Regions from separate parts of the Homo sapiens genome. Here regions 1, 2, 3, 4, 6 and 7 are each linked to region 5. Evidence: chromatin contacts called from ENCODE Hi-C or POLR2A ChIA-PET data. All regions are on one chromosome and are shown on one strand. The core of a region is the stretch at or near the end of the contact, and the rest is flanking DNA. Distances in the headings are between cores, read along the strand shown. Region 1 overlaps BCAS1 (brain enriched myelin associated protein 1). Region 2 overlaps LOC124904933 (a long non-coding RNA gene). Region 3 holds the start of PARD6B (par-6 family cell polarity regulator beta). Region 4 overlaps LOC105372672 (a long non-coding RNA gene). Region 5 holds the start of ZFP64 (ZFP64 zinc finger protein). Region 6 has its middle 15 kb from the start of BCAS1-AS1. Region 7 holds the start of ZNF217 (zinc finger protein 217).

The links. A loop is a pair of places that touch in the nucleus more often than their neighbours do. ChIA-PET counts read pairs that join two places held with the same protein, here RNA polymerase II (POLR2A). Pooled maps may share reads with other maps.
Region 1: a map of naive thymus-derived CD4-positive, alpha-beta T cell shows a loop between it and region 5 (5-fold over the local background). The contact joins the enhancer-like site here to the promoter of ZFP64 in region 5. A Hi-C loop is called at or near these places in 2 of 168 maps with a recorded cell type or tissue (both naive thymus-derived CD4-positive, alpha-beta T cell), 2 of 37 single-sample maps with no recorded cell type and 14 of 50 pooled maps. POLR2A ChIA-PET finds 5 or more read pairs at or near these places in 3 of 52 experiments (AG04449, CD4-positive, alpha-beta T cell and naive thymus-derived CD4-positive, alpha-beta T cell).
Region 2: a map of Right ventricle myocardium inferior shows a loop between it and region 5 (5-fold over the local background). The contact joins the enhancer-like site here to the promoter of ZFP64 in region 5. A Hi-C loop is called at or near these places in 1 of 168 maps with a recorded cell type or tissue (Right ventricle myocardium inferior), 1 of 37 single-sample maps with no recorded cell type and 8 of 50 pooled maps. POLR2A ChIA-PET finds 5 or more read pairs at or near these places in 3 of 52 experiments (WTC11 and activated T-cell).
Region 3: a map of B cell shows a loop between it and region 5 (30-fold over the local background). The contact joins the promoter of PARD6B here to the promoter of ZFP64 in region 5. A Hi-C loop is called at or near these places in 1 of 168 maps with a recorded cell type or tissue (B cell) and 8 of 50 pooled maps. POLR2A ChIA-PET finds 5 or more read pairs at or near these places in 1 of 52 experiments (RWPE1).
Region 4: a pooled map shows a loop between it and region 5 (4-fold over the local background). The contact joins the enhancer-like site here to the promoter of ZFP64 in region 5. A Hi-C loop is called at or near these places in 1 of 37 single-sample maps with no recorded cell type and 2 of 50 pooled maps. POLR2A ChIA-PET finds 5 or more read pairs at or near these places in 2 of 52 experiments (MCF 10A and OCI-LY7).
Region 6: a pooled map shows a loop between it and region 5 (5-fold over the local background). The contact joins the enhancer-like site here to the promoter of ZFP64 in region 5. A Hi-C loop is called at or near these places in 1 of 37 single-sample maps with no recorded cell type and 3 of 50 pooled maps. POLR2A ChIA-PET finds 5 or more read pairs at or near these places in 1 of 52 experiments (WTC11).
Region 7: a pooled map shows a loop between it and region 5 (10-fold over the local background). The contact joins the promoter of ZNF217 here to the promoter of ZFP64 in region 5. A Hi-C loop is called at or near these places in 1 of 37 single-sample maps with no recorded cell type and 5 of 50 pooled maps. POLR2A ChIA-PET finds 5 or more read pairs at or near these places in 1 of 52 experiments (activated naive CD8-positive, alpha-beta T cell).

The regions. Positions count from the first base shown.
Region 1 is chr20:53,946,617-53,950,739 of GRCh38, forward strand. The region is part of intron 12 of BCAS1 (brain enriched myelin associated protein 1); the gene reads right to left. Among named protein-coding and RNA genes, the nearest start is that of BCAS1-AS1, 33 kb to the left of the region's middle. RefSeq lists an enhancer at 2,481-2,580. Within about 2 kb of position 2,840, at least 15 of the 41 ENCODE cell types and tissues checked have a DNase peak (open chromatin) inside an H3K27ac peak, as active enhancers do; they include CD4-positive, alpha-beta T cell, where a contact is called at or near this core.
Region 2 is chr20:53,737,710-53,741,921 of GRCh38, forward strand. It overlaps LOC124904933 (a long non-coding RNA gene), which reads left to right. Exons shown (of 2, transcript XR_007067660.1): 1 at 1-1,149; 2 at 2,695-4,091. Among named protein-coding and RNA genes, the nearest start is that of ZNF217, 150 kb to the left of the region's middle. RefSeq lists an enhancer at 1-586 and a silencer at 2,861-3,155. Within about 2 kb of position 2,787, at least 9 of the 41 ENCODE cell types and tissues checked have a DNase peak (open chromatin) inside an H3K27ac peak, as active enhancers do.
Region 3 is chr20:50,729,701-50,733,765 of GRCh38, forward strand. It overlaps PARD6B (par-6 family cell polarity regulator beta), which reads left to right and starts at 1,880. Exons shown (of 3, transcript NM_032521.3): 1 at 1,880-2,152. The coding sequence starts at 2,087. RefSeq lists enhancers at 1-30, 983-1,032 and silencers at 1,223-1,432, 1,533-2,322.
Region 4 is chr20:53,610,423-53,614,072 of GRCh38, forward strand. The region is part of intron 1 of LOC105372672 (a long non-coding RNA gene); the gene reads left to right. Among named protein-coding and RNA genes, the nearest start is that of ZNF217, 18 kb to the left of the region's middle. RefSeq lists an enhancer at 348-397. Within about 2 kb of position 1,294, at least 13 of the 41 ENCODE cell types and tissues checked have a DNase peak (open chromatin) inside an H3K27ac peak, as active enhancers do; they include OCI-LY7, where a contact is called at or near this core.
Region 5 is chr20:52,190,502-52,194,197 of GRCh38, forward strand. ZFP64 (ZFP64 zinc finger protein) reads right to left here and starts at 1,278. Exons shown (of 6, transcript NM_018197.3): 1 at 1,090-1,278. The coding sequence starts at 1,135. RefSeq lists enhancers at 133-989, 2,030-2,159 and silencers at 750-989, 1,350-1,619.
Region 6 is chr20:53,898,251-53,902,224 of GRCh38, forward strand. No RefSeq gene overlaps it. Among named protein-coding and RNA genes, the nearest start is that of BCAS1-AS1, 15 kb to the right of the region's middle. Within about 2 kb of position 1,586, at least 19 of the 41 ENCODE cell types and tissues checked have a DNase peak (open chromatin) inside an H3K27ac peak, as active enhancers do.
Region 7 is chr20:53,590,917-53,595,170 of GRCh38, forward strand. It overlaps ZNF217 (zinc finger protein 217), which reads right to left and starts at 2,923. Exons shown (of 6, transcript NM_006526.3): 1 at 2,840-2,923. RefSeq lists silencers at 1,634-1,873, 2,294-2,443, 2,934-3,013, 3,104-3,943.

The DNA of each region.
Region 1 (4,123 bases), core at 1,590-4,089, 1.8 Mb after region 5:
GATAGTATAATATAGGGTAGTGTATATTTTATAGTATATATAGTATACATATATAGTATAGTCAAGTATGGTAACTATAGCACAGTATAGTTTAGTCCACTGTATAGTATAGTAAATAAAGTATAGCAAAGCATAATGTACAATATAGTATGATATATACAGAACACTATAGTATATAGTATAGGAAAGGGAAGTATAATGTACTATCACAAAGTATGTATGGTCTAGTATATGTACATAGTGTCATATGGTTTAATGCAGTAGAATATACATGATATCGTATAATATGTAATATAGTATATAGAGTGTATTATAGCATAATAAATAGAGTGTAGTTTAGTATACATGATGTATATAGGGCACATATATAGTATATGTATATAGTACATAGACTGTGTAGTGCCCTGTATAATCTAGCATAGTATAGTATATTGTATTTACTACATAGTGTAGTGTAATTTCATGTAATTTACCAAGGAATCAGATTGCTGGTCTTTGAACGCCAGACCTGCCACTTCCTAGCTGGGTGACTTTGGTCAAATTGCTTAACCCTCTACTTAAGCCTTAATTTTACCGTTGATAAAATGGGAATTCACAGGGTAGTTTTGAAGATTAAGTGTTAGTATATGCAATGTACTTTGAACAATCTTTGTCACACAGTAAGTGTGATAAAAGAGTTATGATTATTTTTAGTGGTGGTAGTTGAATTCACTACTTCATTCAACAACATATATTGAGGACCTACTGCAGACAATACATTGTGTTATTAATAGTTTTGGGGCATCAAGAGATGACCAGGACACCGTGAAATACCAAAAGCTTGGGCTCAGGAGTCAGCTGTGGGTTTGGGGATGCTCCATCCCTTTCTGGTTGCATGACCTCTGGCCGGTCCCTCACCGCTGAGAGCCTGCTGCCTCATCTGTGTGAGGTCTTAGACTGCCATCCCACCCGGTCCTCACTGCAGCCCACGAGGTTGACGCCACTGTCGCTCTCAGGCTACAGAGGAGGCTGCTGAAGCCCAGCGAGCCCAAGCCACTTCAGTCAAATTCCTGCCAGTAAGTGGGGTGCCGGCTTCTGTCCCCGATCTCTGAACCCTGAGCTGGGTAAAGGCCATTCCCCAACCCCTCCATTTACCGTGCATTGTAATCGCTTGTTGCTGTGATTAGAGCACAAACTCCCCATGGCACAGCGGTGCCCGACTCATCTCTGCACCTTTACAACCCAGGGCAGGGGCTAACTAAATAATACTCACAAAATAGCCTTTCCTGACTAGTTAAACCTCACAAGCATTGCTCTAAGGGCATTGTACACTACTGCCCTTCATCTTCATGCTAACCCTGTGACGTCAGCACCATTCACTTCATTGATCTGGTATCTGAAACTCAGCAAGATGACAGGTCCAAGCTCACTCAGCCACTAGATGAGAGCTAGGTTCAAGTCCAGGAACAAGCTTCTTGCAAGTGTCTAGAGCCTGGTCTCAGGCTGGCCACGGGTGGCAGCCATCCATCCTGCCTCTGTTTGCCCAGCGTGCCTTGCCGTGGATCCTGGTTCACCCAGGCTCCACCCTGCCCAGTCAACTCACCTCTATTAAAGCTTACTTCCCCGAGGTTTCCATCCTTTAGGTTCCATGAGCTTGATCTTGGGGCTTGATGGACTAAACAGCAAACTCAGATGGCCAAGTGGCTGCCACGGGCCTGAACTTTGCAATAGATGAACTTGTACAAGCATTTTCTTCATTTATTAAAAAAAAATTAGATGCTGGCATTTAAAAATTAGGTATTTGCTCTTAAAAATTCTCCACCTTTGTTATTTTCTCTTGACTAAATGGACAGGTCCTGCCACAATGGGTCTGCAGTCCCCCAAGGTAACATGTGGCTGGTGCTGAGGAGGGGCACCCCCTTTAGGTGGGCACCTGCCCTTCAGGTAGCCACAGACCACACCTGACTCACTGGCCTCATACATACACATGCCCTTCTGGCCTCACTGGGACTCCACCTTGGAGGCCAGAGACATAAATGCAACCCCTTTCCTGCCTTATATACCAGGACTACACGTCACAGTTCACAAGGCCAAACCAGACCCATTCTCTTACCTGTTCTCTCTCCAGCCCAGTGAGGTGGACAGTGATTATTATTCACCCTATTTTACAGATGCAGAAACTGAGGCTCCAAGATGACCTAGGACTAGGTCATGCGGTAACGGCCTGGCCACTTTGACTTGGAATCTGGCCCTCAGCTCACCTGTTGTCCCCGGCTCTCTTCTGTTCACTGCCCGCTCTTTCCAACCCTCGGTCTCAGGCTCCTTGCAGTGACTGCGCTGATTGTCACAAGCCTCGGTTCAGCCCACACCAGTGTGGACAGATGTCTTCCCTTTTCAAGCCTCCATTTGTTCACCTGCTAAACCTGCCTGCAGATTGCGCTGCACACAATCTAGCACTTCAGGGGCTCATGAAAATGGGAAAGGGGAAGGCTGGGAAAGGGCCATCAAAGAAGTGGTGCTTAGGGGAAGGGAGAAACCCAGTCTTCCATCAATCAGAATAGTTTCACTTTTATCATATGTGTCTGTGTGTGCGTATATGCATATATCCGCACACACACACACACACACCCAGGTTTTGTGACATTTTCTTTTGTAAACAAAAAAGTCCCTTTGCTCAAAAAGAAAGGAAAATGTTTTCAAACAGTTGGACTTTGTGAATGCCAAGGGCTTCCTTCCAGTTCTTTTCAGATTTTTGAAAACCAAGTGGGTTGCTCTCAGTTAGAACTCAAGTAGCATGATGGAGAAGGAGGAAAAAAGGACCTGACTAACGAGGACGTCACTGTGAGACAAAGATCATGCAGGGATCGGCCTGCGGTGTGTCTCATTTCCTGTGGGTAACAGGCACCACAATAGTTCTGTGGGTGGTGACAGGCTCGGCTGCCAGCATTCCCCTCCCAGGAAGGCGGTCAGGCAACCCTGGGGAATGTGTCCAGCTTGAAAGTCTTCGAGGCTTGGTCTTTGGAAAGCGGCAGGGAAGCCCCCCTCCGTCCTCCATCATTGCTGGAGGCCTTGTGACACTGGGACGATGCAGGACTTGGGGTCTAGGGGGCCTGAGCTGAATGCTGCCTCTGTCTCTGACAACCTGTGGAATGTTCAGCAAAAGACACAGCTTCTTGGAGGCCTGGCTTATGTGTCTGGGAGGTGTGGCAGAAGCAGTCCCAGCCTGAAGGGATGCTGCCATCCTAAAGAGATGAGGTCTGTAAAGGAGTGTGGTCCCAGAGGAGGGACTCGGTGTCTAGAACTGTAATTAGTGTCTCAAACCTGTCCACTTCTTGTCACTTCTTCAGGAATCACCAGGCCAATCTCCATCAGCTCTCCCAAGAAATATGACCTGTATTAACTAGCTCCTAATGACCTTCAACAGCCATTCTCCACCACAGCAGCAAAATAAAATCTTCGAATGTTATCAACAGGGGCCAAGACTTCTTACTTAATATCTGTGAGTAGCTTCCCTGCTCAGATAGGATTATGTCTGCATTCCTTGCACAGCCCGTACAGCCTGCATGAGGAGGTCCCCGCCCACGGCTCCAATCTTACTTCCATCATTCTCCCCCTACCCTACCTCTCCACCCTCAGCAACCACGGCCTTGTTTCTCTTCCTGAAATGTACTAAGCTCACTAAGCTCATTCCCACCCCCGTGCCTTTGCCAGGGCTGTCCCCTCCTCCTGGAAGAAAGAGCCTTGCTCTCTTCCTGTCTGGCACCTTTAACCTTTCCTGTCTCATCTCAGATGTATCTCCTCAGAGACAATTTTGGGATCCACCGATTAAAAGTAGCACACCCCGCCCCCAGACACACTCAGGCAAAAGTAGCACACACCCCCCCATCCATACTCAGGCAAACTCTATCGCGGGACCTTGTTTATTTCCCTCAGTGATCTCCCAGACCTACAATTTTGTTGGCAAATTTTGTCTTTAATTTTGTAATTTTAACGTTGTAGTTTTAATAATTTTAACCTTGTTTTTAAACTTATCTACTAATACTTTTTAGCTGCATGCTTCCCCTTCGAATATGAACCCCTGATGTCAGGGACCCTGTCCCCTTTGTTTGCTGAATATACCTCCAGCGCCTAGTTCAAGGCTTGG
Region 2 (4,212 bases), core at 1,537-4,036, 1.5 Mb after region 5:
CCAGTGGTTCCCTTTTTCATCTCAAGAGACAGTCCATTCCTGTTCTATTGTAACATTTCACCTACATTTAAAGGAATCTAAATGATCTCTCCGAAATACCTGCAGACGCAGCCATTATATTTTCAAGTGATCAAAATTAGCAGACATTCCAGCTGCCTCAGAGGTAGACGGGGCGTGCCCCCCACCCCCCAGTTTCAGATCATAGGTTGTTCCAGCACCATCCTTATTTGGATAATTTTGGCTTCCACACTTGATCCTTCCCTCCTGAATAAAATAATAAGGTCATAAATTACATGTTAAAATTTGGGGAGTGGGCAGAGGACTTCAAACAGAACATCGCGGGAGCAAGAGAACGCTGCCCAGAAGAGAGCAAAGCCCAGAACTACTGCAAGTTTGATAAACTGTAAACTTTGTTCCCGGTCACAGGACTGGGAACCGCCTGAAAACTGCACATGCAGAAATGATTAGGGCTGTTATTTGATCTTCAGTGTTTGCTATCAATCCCAGAAAGCAGATCATGTCTATTTGCCAAATATGTTTATTTCAGTAGGTGAATTGCAGTGTAAGCACCTAGAAACTAGGATTCACATAAGGACTTTGAAAATGATCTCCGAAGTGTCTCTTTTTCCCGCATCATTTTCACACATGCCTAAGGCAGAAGAAAACGTAACGGGGGTGGGGGGCCTTCTTCGAGCTAATTGAGAAGCAAGAGGCTATTTCCATGGGATCCCATTTGAAAACGCTGTCTGAGAGGCTTTTCCAACTCTCAGAGCATATTTGAGACGCAGACTGTCAAATGTGACTTACACAGAAGGCCGTTCACAGGATGGCAGCGTAACAGAAAACAGCAGACAGGCAAGGCCATTAAGTAACTTCATGCTTGTTAATGGGAGTCACTCAAGTGCAGCTCAACTGCGCAAGGCAGGAAAGTAAACACAAATACGACTCCTGGTTTGCCACAAGCCCGGCCTCTGTAGTGAGAGAGCTGTGACTGCGTTTCCAGCTCCTTGAAGGCAGAGAGACTCCTGCCTTTCGGGGCGGGCGGGCTGGAACAAAGACACCAACGGGGCCACCTCGGAAAGTCTTTTTGAGCAGTTTCAGCAAATAGCATTTAAGGGAAGGGAAAAAAACTCCAATGTACTCAATAAGGTACAGTATAATATCCCATTATTGAGGAGCCAAAAAGCAGGGATTTACCGCAAACGTTTTTGGGAGCTCGATTTCTCTGGAAAGACAGGGCACGCATTTCTCATGTATCGTGGGCCAGTATTTGACCATTTCCTGTGACCATTTCTTTACATAATTTTCTCAGTTTAGTTTTTAAAAATTAAAATAGAAGTCATACCTAATCTCTTTAAAACGTTCAAACAGTATAAAATTAAGGTAAAGGAGTTGAAGTTCCTCATTCCTTTTGCTCACTCCCACGCAGCTCATGATCTCACCAGAGATAGCTAATAACTACTTTTTAACAGTGTGAAACATATTTTCCAGACGTTTTCCATAAAATGCACATATACAAATACACATGCTTTGTTTTAAATACACCACTGGTATCATATTTATAGACACTGTTATACAACTTGCTTTTTTCACTTTGAGTATCGATCATGGACAATTTCCAATGTAGGTATTTTTCTAGTGAGCTATAAATTTTGGGGAACCATGTCATACATGCTCCTGGGGAAAATTCAAATTATAGGGCTTGTGGGGAAGGGTGGGTCTCCCTCCTCCCCCGCAGACAATGACTATTAGCAGTTTGTAGTGTCTCATGCCAGAAATAGTCCACGCATAGATCAGCATATATGCATATCGAACGCTCACACCTTTCTTTGTCTTTACACAAGTATCTTTCAGCTTGCATTTTCCACTTAAATCTCTTGGACAGCACTCTGTGTTAGAAAAACTTGATGTTTTAAGTGGTGGCATAGTATTTCTTTAAATGGTATTCCTTAATGTATTTCACTTGCCCTTTTTCACAGACTTTTTGGTGGCTTTCAGTGTTTGCTTCTACAAACAGTGCTACAATAAGTAGTCTGGTGTGTACCCAGTGATTCTCTGCTCAAACACACTCACTCCTTTCTGAAAGCGACTCCTATTACACCACACCTGTCCTAAAGTTGCTGTAATCCAAAGAAAAATGGATCGAATTAACTTTTTTTTTAAAACGAGGGTTTTAAGCAGAACATTATTAACCCATTAAAAATCTGTGATAATAAACTCGTGCCCTTTCCTGTGGTTTTTAGTCTCTCCTTCAGCTTGAGAGTAAGAGATTCATGAAAATGAAAAGAAAAAGTCTATCCCATCCTCACCTCCTCATCCCCTATCAGCCATGTCAAGATCACTACATAGCATCCCATGCCTGCTTATTACAAATGCATACTTCACACTGAGTAATTCCTTTCCATCTACTCCTTTCATCTTGGGCTCAGAGAAAGATCGCAGCTCACGCTTACAACTTAGGTGCAGACTTCTGCTCTTTTTTTGTGTGCAGGAGTAAAGCCACTGGGGATTTAGAACAAAGTGTGTCCTTGGAAAGAAGTGGGTAGAATTTTGTGTGTGCAGTAGGTGGGGGAGGGAACCCCCTCCCGAGGGAGGAGTTCGATTTCATTATACAGTTGGAAACCCGGTGAAATCATGTATACGACTGGATCTTTTCGCTCAGCGAGTGAGGTCTTTTTGTTCTTTGTCTTGCAGTGTGTACAGCAAATTTCTGTTGTGCCTGGGAAGAAGGAAATTTGAGTTAAAGAGGAGGCCCGCTCCATATGCCTTGTCACAAGTACACTCACTGAAACATTAATTCACGAAGAGATTGCAACAAGACCAAAACGAAAGAGGAACAGGGCCTGACAATGTTCAGAGAAGGAAAACCGAAGAAGTAACCATCCCCAAGTTAAAAATGACGTGGGGATGAAAAAATAGGTTGCCTGTTGTATTTGTCATTGAAATGCACAATCTTGTTTACTGTTTATCTTGAGACTCTGGGAGCTCTCCTGCTGCTTAGGAAAAAAGAGGCAAAGGTTTAGGAAGAAATGCTAGTCATAAGAAAGAGAGGCATTAGAAACCCTAGAGAGAATGGGAGGTGTAAATAGTATGTGGGCATTTGGCAATCACCACAAAGAAATGGGAGACAAAGGCAAGTGTCTGATGCCAGAAATCCTAAAAACTTGAGTGGAAAACCCAGACACAATAAAAATGTCCAAAAGAAAAAAAAGGCAAAATCCCATGAGATCTTTTTTTTTCTCTGTGATGTTACCTAATGGAGAAAATAAAGGTGGGTTTTGCCACAGTGATCATGGTGCCGTATCCTAAAGGAAGTAGCTTCATGATAAGCCTTCAGAGGCTCTCTCCAGGCCAGCCCCAGCCTTAGGACAAAATGGGACAATCTTGGGGGACAATTTCTTTCTCCAAAAAGGGGATGAGATTGGGCAGAAGAAACACTTGCAGGGCAGAGTTATTATCTCTCTCCCCGAAGAGTTTAATCAATTGTGGTCATTTACAGATCTCTGTCGTTGTCCTTTTCTCTCTCCCTCTTTCTTTTTCTTTCTTTCTTTCTTTCTTTCTTTCTTTCTTTCTTTCTTTCTTTCTTTTTCTTTCTTCTTTCTTTCTTTTTCTTTCTCTCTCTTTCTTTTTTTCTTTTCTTCTTTCTTTCTGATGACTTTGCCTTGAAAGGAATTGCTTAGGAAAGAGGGAAAAGGCATTTTTAGTCAAAAGCTAAGCTAAGATCAAATTAAATCGGGCAATGGAAACCTCCTCTGGAGGCTGTGCAGTAGAGTGTGACACCTCCTAATTTCATGACTTGGGCAGATTGCTTCATTTTCCTACTGTAAAAAAAAGGAAAACGATAATAACAGGTAATGTTTATTGAACTCCTACATGGAATAAGTATTTTATACACAGATCCATTTCACCCTCTGAATCTAATGAGGTAGTATAATTATTATCTCCGTTTTATAGATGAGTGGAGGCTCAGATCACCCAGCTAGAAAATGGAGATAGAATATAATTCTAGATCAGGGGTTAGCAATGACCGCCTGAGGGCCAAATTCTGCTCAGTATGTGTTTTTGTAAATAAAGTTTTATTGGAACCTAGACTTATTTGCTTATATATGGCCTGTGGCTGTTTTTCAGCTGTAATAGCAGACACTGTATGACCCATGAAACCCAAAAATTTACTCTTTACAAAAACCTTTACAGATTTTTGATCTAGATTAT
Region 3 (4,065 bases), core at 630-3,129, 1.5 Mb before region 5:
GAACTGCTGTGCTAGTCCAAACAGGGGAGTTACAGGCCCTGACATGCACTTTATTTCCGGCTGAACTTGAGTCACCTCCTATGTGCTTTCAAACAGGGGGTGGAGGCAGCTTGCTTATTTATTATACAGCTTGGATTGGTGTCCTTTCCACCTGTGCTGCCACAGGTGGCCAGAAAAACCTTAAATCCTCCCACAAAACGTCTGGTTACCTGAATCCTCCAGAGGGAAAAAAATGAGCTTCTCGCCTTTGAACCCAAGTGGGGCAAAGAGCCTGCAGAAGGGACACCCTCAGTGGCAGCACCCAGCAAAGACCCATCTGAGTACCCGCTGGGAGTCGGGTTCTGTGCCACTCAATGCCAGCAAAGCACAAGCCGTCCCTGCGCCTTCGGGAGCTTTCATTCTAGGCTGGTGGCAGATTACTCACAAAACTCAGATGCACACAAAAATGGGAAACCTGTAACTTGTAACAAGTGCTGGGCAACAGGGGTACAAGTGTTAGGAGGCCTCCGAGGTGGGCAGGGAGATGAGGGGAGGAAGGTACCCTAACCACTCTTCTTGCCAAATCTCAGGTTGGACCTTCCCCTCCACCTCCATTCCCCTGCCCCCTTCCTGGCTTGCAGGTTTCAACAGCTCTTGGATTCCCGGGTCCCACAGGGAGACCTTGGGACCTGGGAATCTCCTCCAGCCAAAAGCTTCAGTCTTCTCCTCTCCTCCCCATGACCCACAGGGTCTGTGTGAAGAGAGGCCGGGCTCTGGGACGTTCAGAGAGGAGGATTCAGCGTTTTGTTGCTCTGGGACACAGCTTGGTCACTCCGGGAAACGAACACAACCTAGAGGCTGTCATTTGTAGAAACAGCGAATGGCCAAGGAATGGCGGGAGGAGGGAAAAGGAAGACTTTTAAAGAAAAAAAAAAAAAGCCCTGAAAGACTGGACTAGAAATCCTCAGGGAGGCTGGGCCTGCAAGGAGCCTTCCCGCGCCTCAGCCCACTTTCCTTCCCTCTCGACCTGACGGACTTAAGGCGTGCAGAGTCTCTTCGGACAAAATGAAGCCAAGAGAGCCCTAAGCTTCTCCCCCAGCAACCGCTGCAGAGGCGGGAAAACTTGAATTTTGCAACCAAGAGTTGCAGCGGGACGCCTAAGCAACGATAAGGGGCGGTGGAGGGGCGTCGTTGGGGGCTGCAGCATCCCAAAGTGGAAGCGGGAAGGGGGCCCGGCTGGAACCGAATAGCCCCGCAGCGCCTCGGCAACCGGACGGGCGGCGCATCCAATCCCCTGGACCGTGCGTGTGACTGGCGCGCGCTAAGCGGCGCGAGCCCCGGCGGAGCCGGGCAACCAGGCGCGCGCTCGCGCGTGCGCAAAAGGCCCACCCAGCCGAGCCCTTCTTCAGGTGCGCTCGCGCTTCCGGCCGGCCTCCCCGCGTGCCTTCCCGGGGCGGAAACTCCAGCACCCGCGCATGCGCCTTCTGGCTCTCCGGCCTGAAGCGGGGCGGAGGGCCATGGCTTCAGGTGATCCCGCCCCTCCCTCGTAGCGCAGGACCAATCGTGCGGTGGTAGGCGGGGTTTTGAGGAGGCAGCCCGCCCACGCACCGCGCGAGGCGTGTATCGATTGGTTGGCGCCGCGGGCGCAGGTGCGCGCTTTCTATTGGGTGTGGGCGGAACGCGAGGGATTGCGGCATCTTCGGGGGCTGCAGGTGAGCGCGCGCACGCGCCGCGGCTGTGGTCCGCTCGGGTGCGCGCGCGCGGGCTCGCGGGGGAGGCGGCAGAGGGAGAGGTTGCGGCGCTTGTGGCCTCCGCTCCGCCCCCTCCTCTCCTCCAGCGCTGTCGCCGTCGCCGCCGGGGCCCGGAGGGAGGGAGCTGCTTCCCCGCCTGCCGCGCCACCAGTCCGACCCTCGGTCCCGCCGTGTGAGCAGCTGGTGGAGTGGAGCTCAGCGCGGACGCCGGAGCTGCGGCCGCCCCCTCTGCAGGTGCCTGTGAGGAGGCGCCCGGGCCGCAACCGCTTTCCGAGATCCCCAGTCGCGCACTCGCTCCCCGCGCTCCTGAGGGGCCGCCCGGCCGGAGGAGGCCGTCGCGGGGCTCGGCGTTCAGCATGAACCGCAGCCACCGGCACGGGGCGGGCAGCGGCTGCCTGGGCACTATGGAGGTGAAGAGCAAGGTGCGCGGGGCCCGGGCTGGGCGGAGCGGCGGGCCTGGGGGGCCGGGGCCTGGGAGAGGCCGGGCCAGGCTCGGAGCGCCGGGGGAGGCGACGGGCTGAGCTGCCCCGGGGTCTGGACGGTGCGGTCGGGAGACTGTGGGTAATAAACTTGCCGAGGAGGGGGTGGCGGGGGTCAGGGGGCGCTAGTGTCCGCCCCTGGCCCGGGCAGGAAGAAGACCTAGTCCAGCATTTAATCTCATTCCGTAAATCTCATTCCCGTGTTCACGGACGGGAGTAGGGGCCAAGGTATATCCAAGGATGGCGCACACTGAGTGAAATGCGAGGCTGCTCAAAAGGTGTAGGAGAATCCTGCCTGCTGGGCTGTGAGTAAAGGGCCCTGGACCACCCCGTTGTTCCCACTTTCTGTGGTTAAGGGGCGCATCGAGTGGCGAAGGAGAGAGCCCAGTGAACTAAACAGCCCTTTAAAAGTTCGCTTTGCTTCCTGCTGGCGCTCTTTCTAGCACTAACTTTGGTATGCATTTAATCTGTAAAATTAGTACTATCACCTTACGTTGGAGTAGCACTTTACAGTTTGACTCTAGATGCTCTTTTCATTCCATCCTGCTACCTACTCACATCAAGTGCTTTTCCCCTTGACCAACGGTATGCCAATCTGCTGATAATTACTTCGGTATTCACTGAATTTCTAAATCTCAAGGCTCAGTGAGCAGGGTAGTCTGTAGGGAGGGATTAGTTAGGGAATGCCTTCCAAAGGGGGTTTTGAGCTGGAATTTGAAGGTGATCGGCAGCCAAGGGAACACTTTCAGCAAGCGTTTCTTGAGTTGAAGAGTTAAAAGGAGCTTAGATAATCTAGCCCAATTCTCTGAGAAGACTGAGGCTTAGAAAGGTTATGACTTCCTCAAGCTGTTTTTTTGCAAAGCCTTCATGCCTTTTTAATAACTTCTAGACATTGCAGAATACAAAACAGGACACTGGCTGGGCCCTGAGAACATTTAAAATAGAATTGAGAAGGCCAAAACACAGAAAAGGAGAAAATTGAAAGTATATCAATTTCAAAAAAAAAAAGTAATGGAGCATCATAGATGGTAAGACTACTAAGGAGTATGTAAAATCAAGGAGTGATTTGAGTGAGGTACAGTGGAGTAAGGAAAGCTTCCTAGAGCCTCTAGGTAGAATAGTTTTATTGTCTAGGGTTGATAAGCAAAGTTCTGTAAGTTTCTGTAACTGAGAATCACATCGAGAAAATCGACATTCGTTTGTAACATCATTAAAAAATGTGATTTGAGTCTGGGCGCGGTGGCTCACGCCTGTAACCCCAGCACTTTGGGAGGCCGAGGCGGGTGGATCACCTGAGGTCAGGAGTGCCAGACCAGCCTGGCCAACATGATGAAACCCCATCTCTACTAAAAATACAAAAAATTTTTAGCCGGCCGTGGTGGCACATGCCTGTAATCCCAGCTACTTGAGAGGCTGAGGCAGGAGAATCGCTTGAATCCGGGAGGTGGAGGTTGCAGTGAGCCAAGTTTGCACCATTGCACTCCAGCCTGGGCAACAAGAGCAAAACTCCATCTCAAAAAACAAAACAAAACAAAAACAAAAACGGCTTGGCACTTACATGAGGATTGGCACTAGTTTCAGAATTAGTAAGAAAAGACGTGTAGTTACAGCAATTTAAGGAATGTGCATGTCCATGTGTCCTCTGTGCACAGCATAGCAAATTGAAGTGACTTGCTTGAGCTATAGCGTTAAGATGACCCAAAATACATAGCAGAACTTTTCCTTTAGCGGTATGGTGGCAGTAGAGGTTCCATGCCCAGTGGTTGAACCTTCTTATGGCATTTTTGTTATAAGTTTAGTTTGGATTTGTGGGAGTTGAGGTTATGGAAAGAAAAACACTTGTGATATTGCATAAT
Region 4 (3,650 bases), core at 44-2,543, 1.4 Mb after region 5:
AATAGCAAATGAAAAAACCGAGATGCAAAGTTGTATTTTTAATGAACTCTAATTTTTTCTATTAGTAACGAAAAAAGGATGTAATATACATAAAAATATTTAAATTGATTTTATCAGAAAAATTTTAGTACAGACTGAATATTATATGAAAACAAAAAAATTTTATTTCATTAGCTGTAATAATGGCACGGATTATTACAGAATATGCATTATATATATATTTAAAGATGTATACTGAAGGATATAGAAGAATGACATGACATAGGAGAATTTATAATACTTTAGTAAATAAAAAAACAAGAGAATTGAACCAAAGGTGGTTAACATCTTGAAACTAGAACTTGCCCAGGCACCGTGGTTCACGCCTGTAATCCCAGCACTTTGGGAGGCCGAGGCAGGTAGATCATGAGGCCAGGAGATCAAGACCATCCTGGCTAACACGGTGAAACCCCGTCTCTACTAAAAATACAAAAAATTAGCCGGGCGTGGTGGTGGGTGCCTGTAGTCCCAGCTATTTAGGAGGCTGAGGCAGGAGAATGGTGTGAACCCGGGAGGCAGAGATTGCAGTGAGCTGAGATCGTGCCACTGCACTCCAGCCTGGGCGACAGAGCGAGACTCCATCTCAAAAAAAAAAAAAAGAAAAAGAAAAAGAAACTAGAACTGGGCATCAGATATGGGGGTTACTCATTACACTATTTTTATTATTCTCTCTACTTTCGCATACATTTCAAAATTTTTATTAAAATTGTTTCTTTTTTTCTTTTTTTACCCTTAATCCTATGATGGGTTATATTTAAAAATTTTTTTAATGTTTGTTTTTCAATAATGGCATATGTATGACCCTTTTTCTACTTTCTATTTTTCTCTAATTATTTTTCATAATCTACTTATATTACCTTTGAAATAAATTAACATTTATTTTACCAAAAAGTAATTTAAAATAAGAATAGTAAACAGTTCCACAGAAAAGTTTTTCTTGCCATGTAATTCTAGTGAATCCTCAGAATGCTATGATAAGCCTGTGTACCTTAAAATGTGAGCTTCTAAATGGTCCAAATCTTTTGGGACGGCACCGTGCCATCTGAGACTGCTGTAAATATGATCAGCTGATAAAAGGCCAGCTGCAACTAACCATTTTAAAGATTAGGAACCATTTAAAAACACACACACACACACACACACCACCTCTGGCCTCTTAAGTGTTAAGTGGCAAGATACTCTGGTTTATTTCTAAAGTTTCATGCAATAATCACGTAAGCACCGAGCAGGACAGAATTCTACATACCGCCAAGCTGACTCAGAAAGAAGGGTTCCACATTCCTTAATTAGCAGCATGAGAAAAGCACCACTTCCTGCGGTGGAGTTCCCATTTCATCCAGCCACTCCACTGGCTCGGTACATCCTCAAGTCCACGAAAAAGATTTTCATAAAGTCTGGAGACACAGTGTTGTTTAATTTATTTCATTTTACTTTGTTTTGTTTTATCCTACTTTATTCTATTATACTCTATCCTATTATATGTATTCTAATTTTTACAAATTGAAGATGTTTGTAATGACGTAGATTCTTTGTTTCTAGACTTTATGGATGCCTGTATATACTGAAATCACAGTTGGAGGCAGAGTAGGTGAACACTTGACCAACTTGAAAATACAGCTTCTACTTTGGGAGGCCAAGGTGGGAGGATCACTTGAGCCCAGGAGTTTGAGACCAGCCTGAACAACATAGTGAGACCCCCCCATCTCTATTTTTAATCTTTCTTTTTTTTTTTTTTTTTAAGACAGAATCTCACTCTGTCACCCAGGCTACAGTGCAGTGGCATGATCTCGGCTCACTGCAGTCTCCCTGTCCCGGGTTCAAGCAATTCTCATGTCTCAGCCTCCCGAGTAGCTGGGACTACAGGCATGCACCACCATGCTCGGCTAATTTTTGTATTTTTAGTAGAGATGAGGTTTCACCATGTTAGCCAGGCTGTTCTCAAACTCCTGACCTCAAGTGATCTGCCCACGTAAAACTCCCAAATTGCTGGGATTACAGGCGTGAGCCACACACACACCCGCAGCCCCCACCACCACCAGTCGTCTCTATTTTTTAAACGAAAGAAAATACAGCTTTCTTGATTATTAACAGTCAAAAGATTCAAAGTCCTAGACCAGAAGTTTCTTTTTTAGTACCTATGACTTAAGTTTATGATTTGGATTAAAGTTCTCTGGCAGAACACCCACAGGATGCCAAAGCCTGAGGAAGATTTCCGAACAAGATTACACGGTTTTCCAATGGGATACATTTGATCACGTGTGAAAACATGGTGGCAGCACTACTGCAACCTTAAATGAAAGGGCAAATTCTCAGGAAACACATTCTGCTTGTAAATATTGGATGTAACCATTCTAACAGTTATTTACTTTTAACTTGAGAAATTTTAAAGAAATGTAGCCGGGCGCGGTGGCTCATGCCTGTAATCTCAGCACTTTGGGAGGCCGAGGCGGGTGGATCGCCTGAGGTAAGGAGTTCGAGACCAGCCTGGCCAACATGGTGAAACCCCATCTCTACTAAAAATGAAAAATTAGCCGGTCATGGTGGCAGGCGCCTGTATGTAATTCCAGCTACTCGGCAGGCTGAGGCAGGAGACTCGCTTGAACCCAGGAGGTGGAGGTTGCAGTGAGCCGAGATGGCGCCATTGCACTTCAGCCTGGGTGACAGAGCAAGACTCAAAAAAAAAAAAAAAAAATTTCTAGACTTTTTTCCTTTTTCCCTTTCTAAGCTTTTAAAGATTTTATGTCTGTCTTAGTTTTCAAGTTATACAGCAAAACACTGTAGATCCATTACAGAAACACTAAAATTTTAGGGTATAAGAATTCAAAGCTTCTATTATCTGGAACACAAGGGCACCCCTCATTGCCAGTGTATTCTGTTGTGTTCTGTTTGCATAGAATCCAGCCTAAATGCTGCCCACCTGGAGTGAGTTGCTAGATGGACTGAAATAATCCTAGCAAACTTGTAATGGTTTGGGCACAACCACTGCTCCTTTGCCATCTAGCTGGTACTGCTGCTGTTACCAGGTCTGTTAGATAGCGACCGATGAGGCCTCCTGGCCTTGTTGATATTTCTTTGCCTATCAGTGGATCGTTAGTTGGAGTATTTCCTTAGTCACAGACCGGCCTTTTATTGGGATGTTCTCAGTAGGAACTACATTTGCAGATAACAGATGGTTATTTAAATAAGAATGTGAAAAATATATATACTCTTTCTCTTCTGGGGCCTAAGATGGTTTTTTGCTGATTCTTAAACCTGTAGCTGTTTTTATGAGTGGATATCTGATTTTTTAAAAATCTCTCATGACATGTAAATGTTTAAGTTGTTTGAAAACATTTACATTTTCTGACCAGCCAGCAACACTTACAATCTTCCATAGTTCCTAAGATTAAGAAAACAGGAGAAAGCTAGAGAGATTTGGCAAAGTATGTAATAACCTAGCAAGGAAATTCTTGAGCAAGAGTATATGGGTTTGAATTTATTGGAACATTTGAAAGCAATTAAATTTTTTTTCCTCCAAACTTATTTTTGTCCTTTTTAAAGCACACACAGGCAAACAACTGAAAAAGATCATTGCAAGTAAAATGAATCATTAAGCTGATCAAGCCTAGAAA
Region 5 (3,696 bases), core at 28-2,527:
TATGAGAATTAAATGGGATGGTGCTCGTACCAGCACAGTCCCCCCTCCCCGCCAGTCCCCCAGCATGTTACCTGCTGGGTTCTTACTGAGGTACACTATTTAAACATGGACATATCTGAGCCCCACCTAGGAGATACTGAGTCATAACAGGGTGGGGTGGGGAGGATGGTGTTTAGGAAAATCTGTGCTTTTCACAGTAATGCAAGGAATACACCGCCAAGTTTGGGACCCAGTGTCTCCCAAACTGTTAACAGTAGCAGCTAACAAGCTGGGAGCTTACTATGTGCCAGATTTTCTGCAAACCCCTGGTAGATGGGTTCTCAAACTTCATGTGCTTCAGAGTTGCCCAGGCAGCTACGAAGGACAGCGGATCCCCAGCCCCACCCCCGAGATTGAATGGGTGGGGCCCAGAAAGCTGTTTTAAAATACACGCTCTCGCTCCCAGGTGGCTGGTTGCACTCAGTCTCTGGACCACACTTTGGGAAACAATGCACCGGGAGAAACCAGGGACTTGAAAAACGCTGATGTCCTCCTCGGTTAAATAAAAACTGAACCCCAAACCCAAATAAAGCGACCACGGCCCCGTTTTCCATTCAGATCTCCACCCTTAATGAGGAAAAGGCTTTGCAATGAGCCGGCAGGACCTCGTGAGACCTGGTGATTCCCCCAATCTCCAGGCTCTAATTTTGAGCCACTGAGGCAGAAGTTTTCCCATCAGTGTTGCCCCGTTTACCCTAGATTCCTCCCTTTCTCCTGCCCGCCCCAAACTCCGCCTGATGGGGCGGGAATGCCCTTAGGGGGTGGCGATTGTCTGAACGGCGTGCCCTCCCCCACTGTTCCCTTCCAAGGGGTCTCGCAAGGCTGGAGAGCGCCCCCGGTCTTGCGCCAGGTCGGGTGCGCCCCCACCCCAAGCCCACTCCGGCGCCCCCTGCACAGCGCGCCCGCCGCGGTCCCCGAGACGCGGCTCCGAGCCGTCACCCCGATTTCGGGGCCCCGGGCCTGCTGGCTGCGTCGCAGACGTGCTTGGGCCCGGGCCCCGGAGCGCGCACTGGGCCCCGGAGCGCGCACTGCTCCCGGAAAAGCACTTACTTTGCACCGAGCCCGCGAAGCTCTCGCCCTCGCTGCTCGCGTTCATGGCCGCAGACTGGGAGGTCCCCGGCCGGCCGGGATGCCAAAGTGGGGGACGCTGATCTACATGGTGCAAGGACTTTTCCTTTTATTTTTCCACACCCCCCACCCTGCCTTCTCCCAACTCTGCGAGGCGGGGAGGACGGATGTAAAGCAAGCTGCACTTCCGCTGCCTAGAGGGCGCTGGCCGGGCCCGGCGCCCCAACCTGGCTTTGCAGCAGCGGCTCCCCGGGGAAGCGGCGGGCGAATCCCGAGGCCCAGGCCCGCGGAGCCCCCCAACGCCCCCGGGGAGCTGGATGGCCACGCGCGTCCCGGCGTGCTGGGCGACCGCGGGTGGCGAGGGATGCGCCCCTGCCCGCACTCTGCGTTCTCCGCGGACGCGATTGGCCTCCCCGGCTCGGGGCGCCTTTTGCACCTGCAACCCCAGGCGTTGGGCCCCCAGCGCGGCCGTGCAGCAGCGCTGCTCCCGGGACGCCTGGGTGGTTTGCGGGGAGACCCACGTGCGGCTGCCGTTGCGGGGTGGGTGCGCGGGGCGCGGCGAGCTCCGGAGAAACCCAGGTTGGGCGTGAGCGCTGGGCAAATCAGCAAAGCGCTGGGCGGGTCCCTTGCCCCGCTAGGGAGACTGAGAGGACCGCGAAGAGGTGGGGTCGTAGCGCGGAGGGACCCCTGCTCCAGGAGCTGCCAACTTTATCGTGCATCGCAGTCGCCTGAAAGGCTTGTTAGAACACACGCTGTTGGGCCCACCCTAGCGTTTCTGCTTCAGTAGGTCTGGGGCGAGGCGTGAGAACGAGCATTTCTAAGTTCCCAGGTGATGCCCCTAGTGTTGGTCGGCGTCCACACTCTGAGGACAGTGACCTCTCTGCTCTGTCCCTCATGTCTTACTACTACTGTCTCCCCCGGGCTCCTGCGTCAGCCCTATTGTCTCTCTGCCGACCCTCCCAAGCCTCAGACCTCTCCCAGCCTCGAGGGATTTGCCCATAGAGTCTGTCCTGCTTCTGAAGGTCAGCATTCAAATTCACACTCAGGGAGGCCATGCTTGGCCTAATCTAATCATTCTAATATTGCAGCCCCCTCCTCCTCCCCCAACCACTCCCTGTCTCCTTCCTGTTTTTTTCTTTTTCTTTTTCTTTTCTTTTCTTTTCTTTTCTTTTCTTTTCTTTTCTTTTCTTTTCTTTTCTTTTCTTTTCTTTCTTTCTCTCTCTCTGCCTCTCTCTCTTTCTCCCTTTCTTTTTTTAGAGAGGGGGTCTTTCTCTGTCTCTCAGGCTGGAAGAGTGGTCGGATCCTAGCTCATTGCAGCCTCCAACTCCTGGGCTCAAGCAATCCCCCCTACAGGCGTGGGCCACCACCCTGGCTCACTTTTTAATTTTTATTTTTGTAGAGATGTTGCCCAGGCTGGTCTCGAATTCCTGGCCTCAAGCGATCCTCCATCAGCCTCCCAAAGTGCTGGGGTTACAGGTGTAAGCCACCATGCCTGGCCTGCTTTGTCCTTAAAAGGTGTTAGATGGAACATATTATGTATCTCGAGTATATCTGCTTAGATATAATTTAGTTGTATATTATCTGTGTTCTCCTCCCCCTTATTTTCAGTAAGTCCCTGTAAAAATGGGGATTAAAAAAATCTCTTTGCTTCACTGATGTAGTCCAGTGACTTGGCTGGTGCCTGACACATAGTAGGCTTAGTAAATATGGCTTGTATAATGAATGGGATTTTCCCTGCTGCTGCCTCTAAGGCTTGGTTTCTGCCTGCAGCAGCTGTTTATTCTCAAGTGTTTGTGAAGTGCCAGGCACTGGGCTAGCTGCTGGAGGTAGACCAGGGAGGCAGTCAACATGAAATAATCAAATCAGTACTGTAAATATATATATATTTAATATATAATATTTAATATATTTAATATATATTTATATTTATGTATATATATATTATATATAAATATATACAATATATATTATATATAAAATATTATATATTATATATTATATATTTATATATATAAAAAATATATATAAAACTTCCTTTTTTTTTTTTAACCTTAAGTTCTGGGATACATGTGCAGAACGTGCAGGTTTGTTACATAAGTATACATGTGCCATGGTGGTTTGCTGCACCTATCAACCCATCACCTAGGTTTTAAGCCCCACATGCATTAGGCATTTGTCCTAATGCTCTCCCTCCCGTTGCCCCCCACCCCCTGACAGGCCCTGGTGTGTGATGTTCCCCTCCTGTGTCCATGTGTTCTCAACATTTTGCTAGTGATAAGGGCTCCAAAGACCATAAAATGGGGCTGTAATAGTGGCTGTAGAACTGGTCATAGCAGGCCTTTCCGAGCAGGTAATATCTGAACAAGGAGCCGGGGAGGATGCAGCCATGTGAGGATGAGGGGGGAGCAATTCCAGCCTGAGGAACTGGTGGGAGCAAAAACCCTGGGGCAGGAATGAGCTAGATGTAACTGGCTGTGGCCTGCCAGTCCCACTGCAGATCACACCACTCTCACCCTGCATTGCCCAGGCAGCTCCACCAGGCTCCTTGCTGTTGTTGCTCCTCCCTCTGCCTGGATTGCTTTCCTGGTC
Region 6 (3,974 bases), core at 336-2,835, 1.7 Mb after region 5:
TGATTTAAAAGGTAATGGCATATCTTTGAACAATGAGGATTCCAGGCTGAAATCTCAAGAGGAAGCTTCCTTGTTGTGGTTCTCGACAGGAATAATCCGTTGAGGAAATGATAGAATTCCTTTTAACGTGTCGGTAGGTGAAACAGCAAGAGGAACACAGGCCAATCAGATAATGTGAATTTGTCCTCCAGCAAGTGCTGCACCGGAGCTTAGTGAATGAGTAAGGTTCTCCCAGACTCAGGGCAAAGGGAGCACAGGCTCCACTATAGGCAGCAGTTGATGGAGAACCTCGATTTGGACGGAAGAAAATTCCTGGTTTCTCTTTTTCTGAGGCTGAAGAAGAACAGAAGCTCATCAAATAGAGGAGGGCTGGCTACTCCTGTAGCCATAAAAAGGGAGACGTAGATATTTTCAGCTTTGCAGACCCTCCAGGCTCTGTGTCAACCGCTCACCTCTGCCTTCGTAGACTAAATGCAGTCATAGACATGGGTAAATAATGTGTGTGGCTGTGTTTTAATAAAACTTTATTTGCAGAAACAGGCAGTGCCTAGGGAGCATGGTTTGCTGACGGCTGATCTCAAGAAGCGGGAAAGACGCCCTGTAAAAGAGCGAGGAAATTTAAAGAGAATGGGTTCAAGTACCATCTCTACACTTAACGGCTAGTTAATTAACCTTTGTGAACACTTGGGGTTTTTTTTTGTCCATGAAAAGGGTTAATTGCAGTGCCTCCCTCATGGGTTTGTTCTCAGAATCAAATGGAACAATGTCTGAATAATGCTTATCATAGGCCTGGGTGCACAGAGGTACTAAAATAAGAGAAAGAGTAAAAAGAATGCACATTTTATTATAGTTCTTACCCTATTCTATTGGGTTTATGTAACTGTTTCCTTCACTAGTATGAGCTCCTGAAGTTCAAAAATCCCACTTAGTTAACACACGTCTCCAGTACCCATCATGGTGGCACATGGTGGGTGGTGTTTTGGGTTTGAAAGCAGCACTGGGGATGGGGGTTGGGGGCAGTGGTTTAGTGAGGGAAGGCTCCCATGGGAGTGGGAACCAAGGAAGCAGGACACGGTGGGAGAAGGAGCGAAGCAGAGGTTTTTGTGAACTGGAGTCTAGCTTCAGCCTGATGCCTTGGGGATATACATTGCGTGTATCGGGAGCAGATACTGCACCCCAGCATTAGCTCATGTTGAAGCAAAGGCGCTGGCCTTTCATGGCCTGGAACAGTCAGTTACTGGCTGTAGGCTGGCCTCATTAAGAGTGAGGAGATAATCTCCCAGGTGAATTGGCTTCTGTGCTGCTGAATGAGAGCAGCTGGGAGCTGTTAGCTCTGCCAATGGGGTGGGGGGATGGGTGAGGGGGGCATGACAGCTTCTCTGCAGTGCCCAATTATTGCTTGTTCCATAAAAGCCTATGTGTTCTGTGGTTATGCTCTAAATCACCCGTGAAACACAGCTGGTTTATAGGAAACGGGAGAAGGGCAGAGCCAGGGTGACTAAGTCATCACCTGTCACTCCAAAGATAAATTGTTTAGCTGAGAGGCTGAGCCCAGAGATGGTGAGGAACCTGACTCAAGGATGGTGATGTTCTCTCTTTGCAGGGACAGGAAGTGGCTTCTTTTTTCAGTGGCCTGTGGGCGTTTCCTTTGCCTGGAGGAGTGTGTGGTACCATCCAGACTGAGGGTTGCTGAAATCCCTCACCGGGCTTGACACAAGTGCCAATAATGCCACAGTAACATCTGCCTGGGTTCTGGCATCTGGCGAGAGTGGGATTGAATCCCAGCTCTGCCACTTTAGCCATGTGACCTTGAACCAATGACTTAGCAATATAAGCCTTATTTTCCATGTCTGTAAAATGGGAATAGCAATACTTCCCAATTCTTAGGGCTTTTGTGAGGCTTAGAGTTAATGCTTATAAAATGGCTGGCACTTAATTAAACTCCAATTTCAATACACGGTAATTTTATTTACTTTCTTTGTTATGATGGTGTATTTGTTATGTATTTATAGAAATGGTATTGTTCAGTTAATGTTTCCCAGTTGTCATTTGCATATTACTTTGGATTTTTGCCATATCTGTTGCCACCTGTACTATTATTTATTTAGCATACATTAGTTGACTCTTGAAAATAAAACTTAAATAGTTTTAATAGGACCAGGGCAATAAGGGGTTTGGATGGGCTAGTGCTTGGCCTATGATAAGTATGCTATGAATGGGAGCTACTATTATCATCAACACTGACATTAAATGACTCTTAGTTTTGTATCCTATCTGGGAATTTGCATTGACTCATTTCATTTCTTCCTTTTAGAATCAAGTTGCTTGCATTCTCTCCATTGGATGAGGTCACGTCTTTACTCCTGCCTGAGCTAATTGATGTATTCTTAAAGTGGCTTGCTTGGCTAAGAATTTCATGCATAGTATCAGGGGATTTTTTCTTTCCTCTGTTAAATAACTTGGGCTCTGACAGATTACAAGGAAGTTATTACTCAGAGCTAAGTGCTCAAAACTGATTGTAGGGAGCAGTGGAAATTCCCCTTCCTTGCCTAAAATAACTGGAACTGGAACATGACAATATGAGCTTTGTCCAGGCTTGAAACAATATCCTTTCCAAGTGAATTTTGTACGGAAATACTTACCAATATATAGTGGTAGTTCTCACTGACAGGCTAGAAAAAGGTTAGTCATTCCCCGTATTCCATAGCTAAAAGGGCCATTGTTAGGGACAATAAGCCCCCGAGGAGTGAAATTTAAGCATGTGGACATAGTAATATTGGACTTACCTGACTTCTCCCTGCCCCTTATCCCATTTGATTCCTTCACTATCAAAAGAATCTAATTCCGGAAATAGACATGCTCTCCATTTGTTTGATTATTTTTATTGCAAGTATGTTTGTGACAACCTTCCCCTGAACACCCCCGAGCAGGTCCTGAGGAAACGGGAGAAGGAAATGCTCAGGTCCTTATAGTAGATGCGAGTTCAGAGTAGCTGACTCAGATGAATGTCCGTGAGTTCAAATTCCACAGCAGTTTTTAATCCCATGTCTTGAGCTGTTTCAGAAGGTTGATAATTAGCAAGGGCATGTGTCCAGCCCTCGCAGACTCAGGATGTAAAGATCTGGAGATTTTGTTGGAGTGAGTATTCCATTGCTGAACTGTTATGCTCATTATTACAGATTAAAAAAATAAACTGGGCAAGATCTTGTGAAGTGCTTCACTCTGTTTTTTTTTTGTTGTTGTTTTTGTTAATAAAAATTTCTTATTAAAAAAAATTTAAGGCTAAGTGGAAAAGGGGGGCAGGAATAAAAGTGGGAATCCGTCAATGAGCTTTTTTTGTTATTATAAGCTCCAAGAAATTTTGTTAGTGCTGGTCATATTAGCTAGTGTTAAGATTTTCTCAAGGCCTGAAATCTACTGCATGCAATTTATTAAGCTGCAGCACCCGTGCCAGGAAACATTCCCCTCTAAAGGAAGAAGGAGGCGGAGTGTAAGGGTTATTTTGATTTACCTTTCCTGGCTGAGGTCTCTGAAATCACTCTCAACACAACAGGCTTCCTCTTTTGGGGAGGGTCTCCCTCTCCCACCAACCTTGCAGGTTCAGGAGGGAGGCCCTGGGGGGCAGGAATTTGCTCCACCCACTAAGTGAGGCCAGATGATTCTGGCATTTAGTGGAGTGGCAGGTGGGACTTCAGAGCTCACTAAAGTCTTTCCTTGCTTTTCCCTCTTCCGTGTCTCTCATCAATGCAGAGGAGTCACATCTTTAGGCTCCTAGAATGGATATGACTCCAACTCTGCCATCCCAAGCTTGGCAGGGGTAATAGTAGGAATGAGAGGGAAATACCAATATTAGTGGGGCCTGCCAATTCACACACGTGCAGGTCGCAGGGGAAGCTTGAGCTGGGAGGGCGTGTGATGCCGGCTCTTCCCTTAAGAAGGGGGCGTCCCCCTGCTCCTGAGCGAGTAAGCACAGT
Region 7 (4,254 bases), core at 1,673-4,172, 1.4 Mb after region 5:
GGGGCTCCTACTCCTCCCTGAAGTTTTCCTGCCAAAAATGGAGGCTCACAAAGAAAAATGCAAATCTACCCCCACCTTAAAAAAGTAAAGGCAGTCAAAGTCAAAACCTTCACTGCTCCTCCTTCCTCCCCTACTACCTGGAAAAAAATTTTGACCTGTTAACCAAAATAGATTCCTCAGGGTAAAGGGGAGAAAAGTTTTCTACAAATTTTTTCTAAGTGGTGTATTAGTTCCTTTTTTTGAGTAAGAAGTGAAAGGGAATAGGAACCCAACACAACTGCTAAACTTCGATCTCACAAGTTACTAAAAAACAGCAAAGGTCAAACTGCAAAGCGTTAGAAAAGTGTTGTGAAGACAAAAGGATTAAAAGAGTGGGACACTAAAGAAAAAAGTGTGTGTCCTTCACCAATAAAAGTCATATCTTGTCCTCTACTTCCTCCTTCTGTAGGCAAATAAAGACAATTCTAAAGGACTAGCTTTCCTCATCACGCCAAATCATTAAAATTCCAAACAAACAGATTATTAATCCTATTCTAACAATTAAAATAAATGATGAATCTGCCTTGGAACTACTGACAACTGTATTTTAAATAACTTACTGCCTCTTGAATTTAAATATAACCGATTAAAAATGGCAGCAACATCAGGGTTAAGAAACAAAACGAAACACTATTAGTCTCCAGAACCCTGAACAAAACAATATCTAAAATAAATATGACTTCCCAGAAGGAAAAAAGTTATCTACCATTAAGGACACACCTTAAAAGTTCTTAGCACACATTAAGTAAGCACAAACTAGTGGCTTGCCTGTTATATTTTCAGACAAAAAGCAATGAGGTTATTCCTCTGCACTTGTCACTGCAGACACATCAAGGCTTTTAGAAACTACATCTATTACTCGTTGTCTAAGTATCATAAAACTTAGCATTTTAAGTCTTGTTTGATATCAATCAAGAAAGAACATCCACTTCAGGGGAAAGAAGTACAGTAAAATAAGAACATTGTAAATCTCCTTCTTGACATATACAAAAGAGAAGGTAAAAGGCCTCCTAAGACCCCTACCTAGTGGCCAGGCCTGGACGGCAGCTGTTGCTACCTCGCCTTTTCTTTTGTTGAGCTTAATCTCATGTCAAGTCATTCAACCAACTCAAAAGCAATGAAGACATAATTGAATCAACCTGAACTAAATCAGACCTAGGCTTCTTAAAACATACAGCTTAATGCTTCCAAACGATCTAGAAAACTGAAAAACCTAGCTACGCTGTAGGACACACAGTGGCCAATAATACAGGACCCCCAAACTGGCCAGTGGACCACTGCAACCGCCATTTACTTTCTCCGTGTTTAGGAATGTTCAACGCTCCAAGCCCCATAGACTGATTCAGGAAGATAAACTGAGGCTCAAGGAATTTCGAGGTAGAACAATACACCAAAGCCTTAAACCTGAAATGACTACCCTTTTCTGGGGGGTGGGGGGAAAGAAAAAGAAAAAAAAGTTTCTGGGGCTCTCAGGGCGGCCCAGATGCCAGGGTCCCAGAAGTGGCCTTTTCTAGCTCCTGTAACTAAACCTGGCGGAAAACTCCCTGCCTGCTCACCCCACCCCCACCCGCCCAAGAAAGCGCCTTCCCGTCTTCGGTGGCCCTACCCAGAATCCCAAAATGTGGGTTCCAACCCGGGCCCTGAACATCTTCTCAAACTCCCGGGACCCAGGTTCCGGCGCGCGCCCCGCGTGCCGGGTCTTGCCCCTCGGGCGGGACCGCCCAGGCAGCCCCAAATCCAGCCTCCCGGGCCCCCAGCAGCGCCCTCCGCCTCTCCACCATCCCGTCCGGCTCGCAGTCGGGGCCAAATCGAGAGACAAGAGGGCTGTGCCTGAAACTGAGCGGTTTCACCACTCGGCACCTCCTGGCAGAAACTTCCCTTAAAAAAAAAAAAAAAGAAAAGAAAAAAAAAAGCAGCAGCACTTTTGGGCTAGCATTTCAATCCTTCCTGCCCTTTAGAGTTCCCAGTTCTGCTTCCAGCTGGCTTTGGGTGTTCCACTAGAATTGAGTTGTAAAGATATTCTTTAAGTGTTTATAGAACATTAAGACTTAAAAAAATCTTTAAAATTAGAGGAGGGAAAAAAAAAGCCACCTTATCGCACACATCCAGGAAACGCAGCCCCGTGCATCCCTGTTCAGGGATGAGCAGGCGCCCCAAGACTCCCGGGGACAGATTTTTGGGCACCCGAGGGAGTCACGGGGCGCGCGTCGGGGTCCGCGGCGAGGCCCAGCCCCTCCCGCGGTCCCTTAGAGGCGCCCTCCGCCCGGCCCGAGTGGACCGTCCCGGCCATTGTTTACGGGGGGATGCCCGTCCGGACGCATTGTTTTGGCCGCTTCCAACTTGCCCCGGCCCTTCCCCGGGCATCGCGGGGGGACCCTACGCCGACGTTCCCCCTCCGCCCGCGCCCCAAGGGCCAACTGGGCAAATTGGGAGACCCGCCCCGCGGGGCGACCCAACTTTTCGGAACAGCCCCCCACCGCCCACCCCCGCAGACCCCCGCTCCCGGCGGAGATTCAGGGAACCCCGCACCCCAAGCCCCTCTGAATCGTGCGGCGTGAGTGTGACGGCCAAGAGCGGATGCAGCCCGGGATCGCCCGCACCTTCCCGCGGGCGGAAGCGCAGGAGCCGGCTGGGGAGGGGGCGCCCTAGAGGAGCGGATAGAAAGCTGAGACGGGGAACTGAGGTCATCCTGGGGGGGGACAAGACAACGAGAGCCGGGCGCCTCGGGGGCGGCGCGGGAGCCTCCGCAGGACCGGGCGGGCGCCCCGGCTGGCGCGGGCGGGGGGCGCGCCCCCTTTACCTGCGGCTCCGGCTCCTCGGCCATTTCCTCGCGCGGCGGCGGCCGGGACTGAGCTGACACCACTCGGGCCGGCCGGGTTTGAATGAGGAGGAGCGGGCGCGGAGGGGAGGGGGCGGGGAGGGCGGAGGGAGGGAGGGAGGCGTCGCGGAGTTTCTCTCAGCCTTTTGTGCGGACACCTCCCGGATTCCGCGCCCGCACCCGGCCCCCCAAAAGACACGGGGAGCCGCGGGCGAGGGGTGCAGCCATCCGCCGAGGAGCCTAGTGCCTTCGCGCCTCCAAGACCCCCCCCCAACAAAAAAGGAGCGTCCCCCACCCCCACCCCCGCCCGGAGAATATAGGGGCCGGGCTCACCTCGGGCGCGGGGCTAAGGTGAGCGGGGCGGGGGTGCGCACGGGGGCAAAGGCGCGGGCGCCCCCTACTCGTCCGCGCGGGGACAGTGCAGGCGCGGGGGGTCCCTAGAGCCGCCGGGGCGCGGCGCGTCCGGCGCTGGGGGACTGTTGGGTCAGAAAGTGTTCAGGGAGCAGCTGTTGCGCCCTCCCTCGGCCCCGCCGCTCGGAGACGCCCCGCCCCCTGCCTTCACCGGCCGCCCCGCCCCCTGCCTTCACCGGCCGCCCGGCCACGCCCCACACCGCCCCGGCCCCGCCCCAGCGCCCACGTGACTAGCATAGGCGCGCCCCTGCTCCGCCCCCCGCCGCCGACTCCGCCTCCGGGACGGGAGCGAGCGGCGAGCGCGCGCACTCCCAGTTCTCGCTCGGCGACTCCCGCGCACGCGCGCGCCGTGCCACCCTCCCCGCGCCCCCCGCCCCGCACCCCTCCTCCCGCCATCCGGCTTAACGTGGCGGGCGCGCGCCGCGGCGGTAGCCGTGACAGGTACCCGGGGAGGCCGGAGGGAGGGGGCCGCGAGGGTGTGCGCAGGCGCAGATCCGGCCCTGTCCCCGCCGCCCCCTCCTCTGCAAGGTGTGCGCGGGCGAGGGGAGGGGCCCGCGGCCCGAACCCCTGGGTCACCCCGAATTACAAACAAAAACCTTAACGCCGTTGCTCGCGGGTTAGAAGGCAGCTGTGCGCGAAAAACACCAAAGATTTTCTTCAAGCTTGAGGAAGGTCGAGAAGATAAACAGTTTTTAAATGAGTATCTTCAGAAAGCTATTTAATTGTTGTGATTTTTTTTTTTCTGAAAGGGCTGGGCTTGCGCTATTCTAACTTGAGATTTCTAAACTTAGCCTAGGTTCCAAGAATCTACTTGGTTTTGATAGAAATCCATTTGGAGGAAACCGGGGACAAAAAAAGGGACAAAAAAAAAAAAAAAAAAACCGCTACCCTTTCCCCTCCTCCCTACGCACAACTCATTTAAAGCGTTTCCCAAATGTTTTCTTTCCTTACTGAAAAAAAGGACAAAAAAAAGATCCTGATTCCTA